Linked DNA regions of Homo sapiens: region 2 is linked to region 1. Evidence: read pairs that join two places in POLR2A ChIA-PET (ENCODE). Cell type or tissue: PC-9. All regions are shown on one strand.

What was found. ChIA-PET counts read pairs that join two places held together with the same protein. Peaks named below come from ENCODE experiments on the same cell type or tissue, not always from the same donor. Only the 100,000 strongest peaks of a DNase experiment are listed, where the experiment ranks them.
Region 2: POLR2A ChIA-PET joins it to region 1 with 7 read pairs; 3 of 35 experiments call an interaction of 5 or more read pairs at or near these places.

Annotation. Positions count from the first base shown.
Region 1 is chr15:41,216,811-41,221,810 of GRCh38, reverse strand. EXD1 (exonuclease 3'-5' domain containing 1) reads left to right here. Exons shown (of 12, transcript NM_001286441.2): 3 at 1,913-1,981; 4 at 4,657-4,714. Among named protein-coding and RNA genes, the nearest start is that of EXD1, 11 kb to the left of the region's middle. In PC-9, no CTCF peak of the experiment used is centred here; no DNase peak of the experiment used is centred here.
Region 2 is chr15:41,151,545-41,156,544 of GRCh38, reverse strand. No RefSeq gene overlaps it. Among named protein-coding and RNA genes, the nearest start is that of INO80, 38 kb to the right of the region's middle. RefSeq lists an enhancer at 4,599-5,000. In PC-9, no CTCF peak of the experiment used is centred here; a DNase peak (open chromatin) is centred at 1,954; H3K27ac peaks cover 611 bases.

The DNA of each region.
Region 1 (5,000 bases):
TGTTCTTAGTTGAAAATATGAGGGGAGCTGAGAAGAATAGTCCATGCTGGAGAAAAAATGAATGTCAGGACAACTAAGAAGTGGGTATGATCATTCAAAGAGAAGGAAAAAGGATGAGGGACAAAACTCTGGGGACCATCAATGTATGAGGGGCAAGCAGAAGTGTAGAGACAGCTAGGGAGACTGGAAGGAGCAAATCAGGGAGCCACTGTAACAGCAGTTATAAGAAAATGTATTGCCAGGCAGGGTGGCTCACACCTGTAATCCCACGACTTTTGGGAGGCTGAGGTGGAAGGATGGCTTGAGCCCAGGAGTTCGAGACCAGCCTGGGCAACATAGTGAGACCCAGTCTCTACCAAAAAAAAAAGAAAAATAGCCAGGCATGCTGGCACAAGCCTGCAGTCCCAACCACTTGGAAGGCTAAGGCAGGAGGATTGCTTAAACCCAGGTGTTCAAGGCTGCAGTGAGCTAGGATTGTGCCACTGCACTCTAGCCTGTGCAACAGAGTAAGACCCTATCTCAATTAAAAAAATAAAAAAGCATATTAAAATCACTGAGGCCTGAATTTAAATCCTGACTGTTTTTTGCTGGCAGTGGAAACTTGATCTAGTTATTCAAACTTTCTGAGCCTCAGAGTCCTCCATAATTGAGATAATAAAATACTTATTATGTTACTGGAAATTTGAGTATAGGGAAATAGCATGATGCCTGGCTCAGAGTGGGTACTCAATATGGTAGCTCTAGGTAGTTAATAGGAAAAGAACTAAACATGATGTCCTGTAACTAAAGAAGAAAGAAGAGGAGGCTGGGCACGGTGGCTTACACCTGTAATCCCAGTACTTTGGGAGGCTGAGGTGGGAGGATCACTTGAGGCCAGGAGTTAAAAAGAAATGAGAGAACAGTATTGTCGAAGGTTGCAGGAAAGTCAAGGAAGATAAGGTTGCAAAACATTTTTTTGGATGTGACAAATAAGTTGTTGGTGATCTTTGATCCTAGTAGGAATATATTCAGTGGAATAGTGAGGGTGGAACTCAATTATTTGGACTGCTGAGAGGTGTGGAAAAAGACAGCTGCTATGAACACTTCCATCTAGGAAAATGACAGCACATTGTGGACATGGCATCTAACCTTCTCCTAACTTCCTTATCTCCTCATAGGAGAGCCAGGATTTGGATCGTTGTCCTTGATAGTACTTTTGAGTGTGTAGCATAACATGAAGCAGGGTGTGGACACTAGAAGTTGTGGGCTGCCTTGGCCGGGTGCGGTGGCTCACACCTGTAATCCCAGCACTTTGGGAGGCTGAGGCAAGCGGATCACAAGGTCAGGAGATCGAGCCAATCCTGGCTAACACGGTGAAACCCCGTCTCTACTAAAATATAAAACGTGGTGGCTCGTGCCTGTAGTCCGAGCTACTCGGGAGGCTGAGGCAGGAGAATTGCTTGAACCTGGGAAGCGGAAGTTGCAGTGAGCCGAGATTGCGCTACTGCACTGCAGCCTACGTGACAGAACGAGACTCCATCTCAAAAAAAAAAAAAAGTTGCAGGCTGCCCTTAAATTTTTTTTCTGGAGTTAAGTGGAGTAAAAATAAATAGAAATATAATTAATAGATAGTTCTTAACCCCAAAGGCCTTAGAATATTCTCAGGAGAATTTTAAATTCAGTGTACTATCCTTTTTAGTTTCTCCTGGACCTTAATGGGGTTTCCCTTGTTTTTTTATACTACTTGTTTAAAGGTCGTAGCTTTGTCATTTATTATTGACTCTTCATTCCTTGGGGGAAGATTTGGATATTTTTTTGGAGTTTTTTTTTTTTTAAATACAACTCAGACTTGGGAAATTTTGAGAGGCATCATATTTTCTTAGAGTTTTAGGAAAATATTTTAATTAACTGAATGAATTGTTTTCTGTAACAGTGAAGAATGTGGAGACAGGTCGAAGTGTCCCAGGAGTGAAGTTGTTTTTTGGGCATGAGATTGTGAATGGTGAGACCCCCATGTTCCTTGAAAATGCTAGTACTGAGATTTCATTCCAATATTTGAAATTGTCTTGTCTTAATGTTGTGCTTATGGATTCTTAAAGTTGGTATTTGAGAATTGATCCTTCTTACTGCTTCTGTGGGTACTCTATGAGTAAAATAGTCTTATAGAATTATAATCATTTTGGTTTTATAATGTCAGGTGTGCTGGTGCTTATCACTACGGACTCGGACCAGCAGGCAGTTAGGAATGTGAACAGGAAGGGATTGTCTTGCTAAGCAAGCTACTTAAAATTCACAGTCCATTCACAATTCCTCATCCAAAACCTTGGGGCCAAATGTCTCAGAATCAAGAATTTTTCTGGAATTTTGGAAAAGGTAACGGAGTATATAGTGTTCATATTACATAACACCTCCAGAAAGTCTGGGCAGTCCTCTATATAATACAACACATTTCTCCAGAGAAATGGGTGGACAGTCATACTAAGTGGAATAAAATCGGACTATAAATAGCATATCTGGTCAAGTTTTGCCACCAAGAGTTACAACAAAATTTTGGTTTTCAGAGATTTTCGGATTTTGGAATGGCAGGAAGCAGCCTTATTCTTTATTTTTGCTAGCACAAACCATTTAGCAAGAGTAAGTACAATTGTTTGCCTGAAAGAGTAGCTGTAGAAGCTCATCAGTGTGCTTCATACATGTCAAGTAGGATAAGAGAAAGCAAGAAATGTTCTTGCTTTCAAGGACTCAGGAGGTTTCTGCTTCTGCCCTTTAAGGAGGAGTACAGATCAGGAGCTGGATAGAAGGGGTGGAGGAATGAGAGCTCTGGGACCTCTTAGGACTGTGCATCTCTCACTCTGGGGCAGATCTGAAGAAAGGAAAGGACTCCTGTAAATGAGAGTTTACTACTGCTTGAAAGATTGCTTTGGTTTGTGAGAAAACAAGCGTTTAGGAGGAAATGAAAATCTTACCAAATTAATGACTGCCAATCCAGAGCCACTTCAGGGAATACAAGTCTGGACAGCTACATATTTCTTTCTCATTGAGTATGCTGTCATGAACACTCTGTCCCTTGAATATTCTTTTATAATGGCAGGGATAGTAGTGGTAGTTGGAGTTCTTAATTGTGTTTTCACTATCAGCCTTTGAAGTGAAACAGAGCTCTGGATTGGAGAAAGCTAGGCTGTGAATGGGTTTGTAGAGAGAAGTGAAGGAATCACTGCTATCACCTCCCCAACTCAGGAGGCTGATGGCTGACCGGCTTTGTGATCTGTATGCACGGAATTCATTGCCTCCTAAATTCTTCTCCAGGGTTTGGCCTTCGTTCATACTTTTTTTTTTTTTTTTTTTGAGACGGATTCTTACTTTGTCGCTAAGGCTGGAGTGCAGTGGTATGATCTTGTCTCACTGCAACCTTTGCCTCTGGGTTTCAAGCAATTCTCCTGCATCATCCTCCCCAGGAGCTGGGATTACAGGTGTGTGCCACCACACCCAGCTAATTTTTTTGTATTTTTAGTAGAAACGGGGTTTCACCATGTTGTCTAGGTTGGTCTCAAACTCCTGACCTCAAATGATTCACCCCCCTCACCCTCCCAAAGTGCTGGGATTACAGGCGTGAGCCACTGCACCCAGCCCAATTGTTGTATTTTTTTAGTAGAGACACAGGGTTTCGCCATGTTGGCCAGGCTGGTCTCGAACTCCTGACCTCAGGTGATCTGCCTGCCTCAGCTTCCCAGAGTGCTGGGATTATAGGCTTTGCTCATAATTTTTAAGCTCAAAGGATAGTCATTTCTGTCTTTGTCCTGTGGCCCAATCAACCATGGAGGAGTTGTCCCCAAAAGTACCTTGGATAAGAATTGTCAAGATGAAGGATAATAATGGCTAATCAGCATTTTTCAGTCAATTTTACCTTTTCTCTGCTCCAGATTCAATACTTCTAGATAGTACAGAGAAAAGAGACTTTTGAAACATAGAGGCTTTTTGCTTGAAAAGTACCTAAACGAGGCCAGATGTGGTGGCTCACGCCTGTAATCCCAGCACTTAGGGAGGCTGAGGCGAGCGGATCAAGAGGTCAAGAGATTGAGACCAGCCTGGCCACAATGGTGAAACCCCGTCTCTACTAAAAATACAAAAGTTAGCTGTGTGTGGTGGCGCATGCCTGTAGTCCCAGGCATGGGACTTGGGAGGCTGAGGCAGGAGTATCACCTGAACCTGGGAGGCGGAGGTTACAGTGAGCTGAGGTCGCACCTCTGCACTCCAGCCTAGGCAACAGTGCGAGACTTCATCTCAAAAAAAAAAAAAAAAAAAGGAAAACCCTCAAACAGCACCCATGTGAAGGAAGGTGCATTAGGATTGGGATGGTGGGAAAGAAATCTCTAGAACTAACTTGAATGACCACAAAGGTACCCTAGAACAAAAAGGGTGAAGGGGATGTATAGAAATGTTCCTAATCCTTCTAAATAACCAAGAAGCTTTGTAGGGATAGAATACTGAGAGTCTTTGGTACTTTAGATGGTCTCTTCTGTTGTATTTATTGCTGGCCAGTAAAAGCCTCCGTGGACTAACATGTCATTTCCAATTATTGTTTGCAGTACATGGTTAAACTAGGGGTGTGTGGGTAGTGGAGTAGTTAATTGATTTCTGATTGGAAACTCTGTTGGAAGCCATTTGGTTATTTTACAGTGGAACTACTAGATGAAGTGGAACAAGGCTCAGTGAGAGCAAAAGCATCTTCTGTTAGGTAAGAAGGAATAATTTTCTTAATTATGATATTTTCCAAATGTGCACATTAGGGTAGAAAGCCTTAACTCTAATTCACCAGCTGCTTAATTCCTTGGCATAAGGAAATAGAAATGAGAAGAAATATATAGGTGTTTTCTTCCATTGTTAGATAGCGCCCTCAAGTCAATGTAAGCAGTGGATGAATGGGTCCTCTAGTTAATGAAGGACCACTGTCCTTAACGTTAATGTGTGGCAAAATCTGTTTTTGGTGTCAACAACAAAGAACAAGTTCACCCAAATATTGT
Region 2 (5,000 bases), 65 kb after region 1:
TTTTCCACTAACCACCTTTTTCTGCTCCAATATCAAGTCCAAGATAATACATTGTTAGCTACTCTTAATAGCGTATTTTATAAAACTTCATTTTTGGCTGGGCATGGTGGCTCACGCCTGTAATCCCAGCACTTTGGGAGGCCATGGCAGGTAGATCACCTGAGGTCAGGAGTTTGAGTCCAGCCTGGCCAATATGGTGTAACCCTGTCTCTACTAAAAATATAAAAAATTACCTGGGCATGGTGGCACGTGCCTGTAATCCCAGCTACTCAGGAGACTGAGGCAGGAGAATTGCTTGAACCCGGGAGGCGGAGGTTGCAGTGAGCCAAGATTGCACCACTGCCCTCCAGCCTGGGTGACAGAAAGAGACTCCATCTCAAAAAACAAAAACAAAAACAAAACAAAAGAAAACGAAAAAAACCCCACAGAACTTTCTAGTAATTCTAATTACTCTGTAGATTCATTAGTATTTTCTACATATACAATAATATTGGCTGAGGATGGTAGTTCCCGCCTGTAATCCCAGTAATGTCGGAGGCCAAGACAGGAGGATCACTTGAGCCCGGGAGTTTGAGACCAGCCTGGGCAACATAGCTAGACTCCACATCTAAAAATACATAAAAAATTAGCCGGTCATGGTAGCACACCCCTGTAGTCCCAGCTACTCAGGGGGCTAAGGTGGGAGGATCATTTGAGCCCAGGAAGTTGAGGTGGCAGTGAGCTGTGATCGTGCCAGTGCACTCAGCCCAGGATACAGAATGAGACCCTCTCTCACAAAAATATTTTTTTCCTCGGGAGGCTGAGGCAGGAGAATTGCTTGAATCCAGGATATGGAGATTGCAGTGAGCCAAGATCATGCCACTGCACTCCAGCCTGGGTGACAGAGTGAGACTCCATCTCAAAATATATATCTATATATTTTTTTTCAATTTTTTAAAATTAAATTTTAAAAGATTATGAGGCTAGGATTAGGAATATTCTTTTACAATATATAATAATCTGGTAAAAATGAATATACTGTGTAAAAGACATATCAGATTTATCATGCTGGGAGCCACTGCAGGTAACTCTCACTGTATCTGAAATTAACCAGTACTCAGAGTCTGTCTTCTTTGTACATATTCTCTGCTCCTAGTTTTTATCAGTTCTTTCTCATAAATTATTTCTCTTTTCCAAAGTACTTTTTTCTTGTCTTAGTTCAAGCATTTATCTCCTTATTTTTGTTTATTGGTTGGTTGGTTTGTCACTCAGTCTGGAGTACAGTGGCACAATCTTGGGTGAGCCACCACGCCCAGCCAATTAGACAGTTTTTATATTTAAGGCCTTATAATCTGAAAAACAAGATATGTAAAAATAAGTATTTTAATGGAATAGCTCTTGGATTCACATGCCGGGAGCTCCTAGTAAGGACCTTAGAATGGGGGAGACAGGTGGGGCGTGGTGGCTTATGCCTGTAACCCCAGCACTTTGAGAGACCGAGGCAGGTGGAACACGAGGCCAAGAGATGGAGATCATCCTGGCCAACATGGTGAAACACCGTATCTACTAAAAATACATAAATTAGCTGGGCGTGGTGGCGCGTGCCTGTAGTCCCAGCTACTCGGGAGGCTGAGGCAGGAGAATCACTTGAACCGGGGAAGCGGAGGTTGCAGTGAGCTGGGATTGCACCACTGCACTCCAGCCTGGCGACAGAGCAAGACTGTCAAAAAAAAAAAAAAGAATGTGGAAGTCTAGGATAAATCAGGGGATCTGGGAGGAAGCCCCATAATGGGGTCCTAAGAACATAATTTTGGGGTCAGTCTTTGAGGGCCCCAAAGAGAGGGGTCAGGATATGGGTGCAGGATTTGTCATCAGCAAAGATGCTGGCCACAAAGTAGAACAAGAAGGGTCATGTGAGTCAGTGTAAAGGATACTGCAGAAAGAGTCGGTTAGAAACTGTGTAAGGGGTCAGAGCTTCCGCTGAAAAGGCTCCAGGGCCAGGCTGCTGCCCTGAAAGGAAACTGGAATGACAGCCAGGGACCCAAGCTGGAAGTCTGTTGTTCAGACTGACTGTGTTTATTGCATAGGCAAACAGGAAGACTCAATTCAGTGTTTTTTTGTTTTGTTTGTTTTTTGTTTTTGAGATGGAGTTTCGCTCTTGTTCCCCAGGCTGGAGTGCAGTGGCACGATCTCAGCTCACTGCAACCTCCGCCTCCTGCGTTCAAGCGATTCTCCTGCCTCAGCCTCCCGAGTTGCTGGGATTACAGGCGCCCGCCACCACGCCCAGCTAATTTTTTGTATTTTTAATAGAGACGGGGTTTCACCATGTTGTTCAGGCTGGTCTTGAACTCCTGACCTCAGGTGATCTGCCCGCCTCGGCCTCCCAAAGTGCTGGGATTACTGGCGTGAGCCACCGTGCCTGGCCCTCAATTCAGTGTTTCTTCAGACATCCAACACTGTATACTCCAGGCCAAGGCAGCTGACTACATCCTCACTAAAGGGAAAAGAAAATAACTTACGCCAGGCAGCCAGGCATGGTGCCTAACGCCTGTAATCCCAGTACTTTGGGAGGCTGACGTGGGCAGACCACTTGAGTCCAGGAGTTTGAGACCAACCTGGGCAAAATGGAGAGACCCCATCTCTACAAAAATTAGCAGGGTGTGGTGGTGTACACCTGTGGTTACAGCTACTTGGGAGGCTGAGGTAGGAGGATCGCTTGAGCCCCAGGAAGTCCAGACTGCACTCCAGCCTGGGCAACAGAGTGAGACCCTGTCTCCGAGAGAGAGAGAGAAATGGTAGAAATTGTGGCAGGCAAGGTCCTCATTGCTTTGGTGCTAGTGGGGCCGACCTCTGTAGGTAGCAAACCGTCAGTGCTCAGAAATGTGGGTCCATGGAATATGCAGGAATCAGTTCACATCAGAATGTGATTTTTAGCCTAGACAACATAGTGAGACCCTGCCTCAACAACAACAAAAATTATTCAGGCGTGGTGGCACGTGCCTATAGTCCCTACTATTGGAGGAGGGCAGGGGTGCTAGGGCAGGAGAATTGCTTGAGCCCAGGAGTTGGAGGATGCAGTAAGCTATAATCTTGTCAGTGCATTTCAGCCTGATGGACGAGACAGCAAGACCCTGCCTTAACAAAGAGAAAGAAGGAATGTGATTTTTGCAAAAGAAAGGTACGTCTGGTTTGACAGAGGTTTAGCAAGAGAGAAACGGAATCAGGGAATGTTTCATGAAGGAGTAAGAATTTGAAAGGGCTTGAGATTAGTGGCATGCGCCTGTAATCCCAGCTACTTGGGAGGCTAAGACAGGAGAATCACTTTAACCCGGGAGGCGGAAGTTGCAGTGAGCCAAGATCGTGCTACTGCACTCCAGCCTGGGCGACAGAGTGAAACTCTGTCTCAAATATAAATAAGTTAATTAATTAAGGAATATTTTTAATGTATAAACATCCATATCTAATAGTTCAGGATTTCTTTTTAGGGTTTCACTAAAGTTTTTGGTTTCTAGATATCACGTAATTCTGTATACAAAATGTGCCAGAAAGGGTTATATTATTAGTAAAAAAAGATTAATAATTCTTTTAAACTTGATAATTAATTAGAAACATTTGGGTAATTTTTTCATAGTTAAAGCTCTTCGTCTTGATTAAAATAGGAAGTATTGTAAAAATGCATCAGCAGTTTGGCAATTCTTTTTTACATAGTTAAGTGTAGTGGTGCATCCGGAATTGGTGGGTTCTTGGTCTCACTGACTTCAAGAATGAAGCTGCGGACCCTCACAGTGAGTGTTATAGCTGTTAAAGCCCGCATGGCCAGAGTTTGTTCCTTCTGATGTTTGGATGTGTTCCGAGTTTCTTCCTTCTCGCGGGTTCGTAGTCTCGCTGGCTCAGAAGTGAAGCTGCAAACTTTCCTGGTGAGTGTTACAGCTCTTAAGGCGGCACGTCTGGAGTTGTTTATTCCTCCTGGGGGGGTTCGTGGTCTCGCTAGCTTCAGGAGCAAAGCTGCACACCTTCACAGTGAGTATTACAGCTCATAAGATCAGCGTGGACCCAAAGACTGAGAGTGAGCAACAGCAAGACATATCGCAAAGAACAAACCTCACACTACATGTAACGTGATCCGAGCGGGTTGCCATTACCGGCTCAGTCAGCCTGCTTTTATTCTCTTATCTGGCCCCACCCACATCCTGCTGATTGGTCCATTTTACAGAGAGCCGATTGGTCCATTTTGACAGGGTGCTGATTGGTGCATTTACAATCCCTGAGCTAGACACAAAAGTTCTCCACATCCCCACTAGATTAGCTAGATACAGTGTAGATTGTTGCATTCACAAACCCTGAGCTAGACACACGGTGCTGATTGGTGTGTTTACAAACCTTGAACTAGATACAGAGTGCCGATTGGTGTATTTACAATCCGTTAGCTAGACATAAAGGTTCTCCAAGTCCCCAACAGACTCAGGAGCCCAGCTGGCTTCACTCAGTGGATCCCCCACCGGGGCGCAGGTGGAGCTGCCTGCCAGTCCCGCGCCGTTCGCCCCCCACTCCTCAGGCCTTGGGTGGTTGATGGGACTGGGCGCCGTGGAGCAGGGGGCGGCGCTCCTCCGGGAGGCTCCCGCGGCACAGGAGCCCACGGAGTGGCAGGGAGGCTCAGGCGTGGCAGGCTGCAGGTCCCAAACCCTGCCCCGCGGGGAGGCAGCTAAGGCCTGGTGAGAAATTGAGCACAGCAGCTGCTGGCCCAGATGCTAAGCACCTCACTGCCCGAGGCGGCGGGGCCGGCTGGCCGCTCCGAGTGCGGGCTGGCGAGCCCATGCCCACCCAGAATTCAGGCTGGCCTGGAAGCACCGCGCACAGCCCCGGTTCCGGTTCCCGTAGGCGCCTCTCCCTCTACACCTCCGGGCAAGCTGAGGGAGCCGGCTTCGGCCTTGGCCAGCCCAGAAAGGGGCTCCCACAGTGCAGCGGGAGGCTGAAGGGCTCCTCAAGCGCGGCCAGAGTGGGCGCCAAGGCGGAGGAGGCGC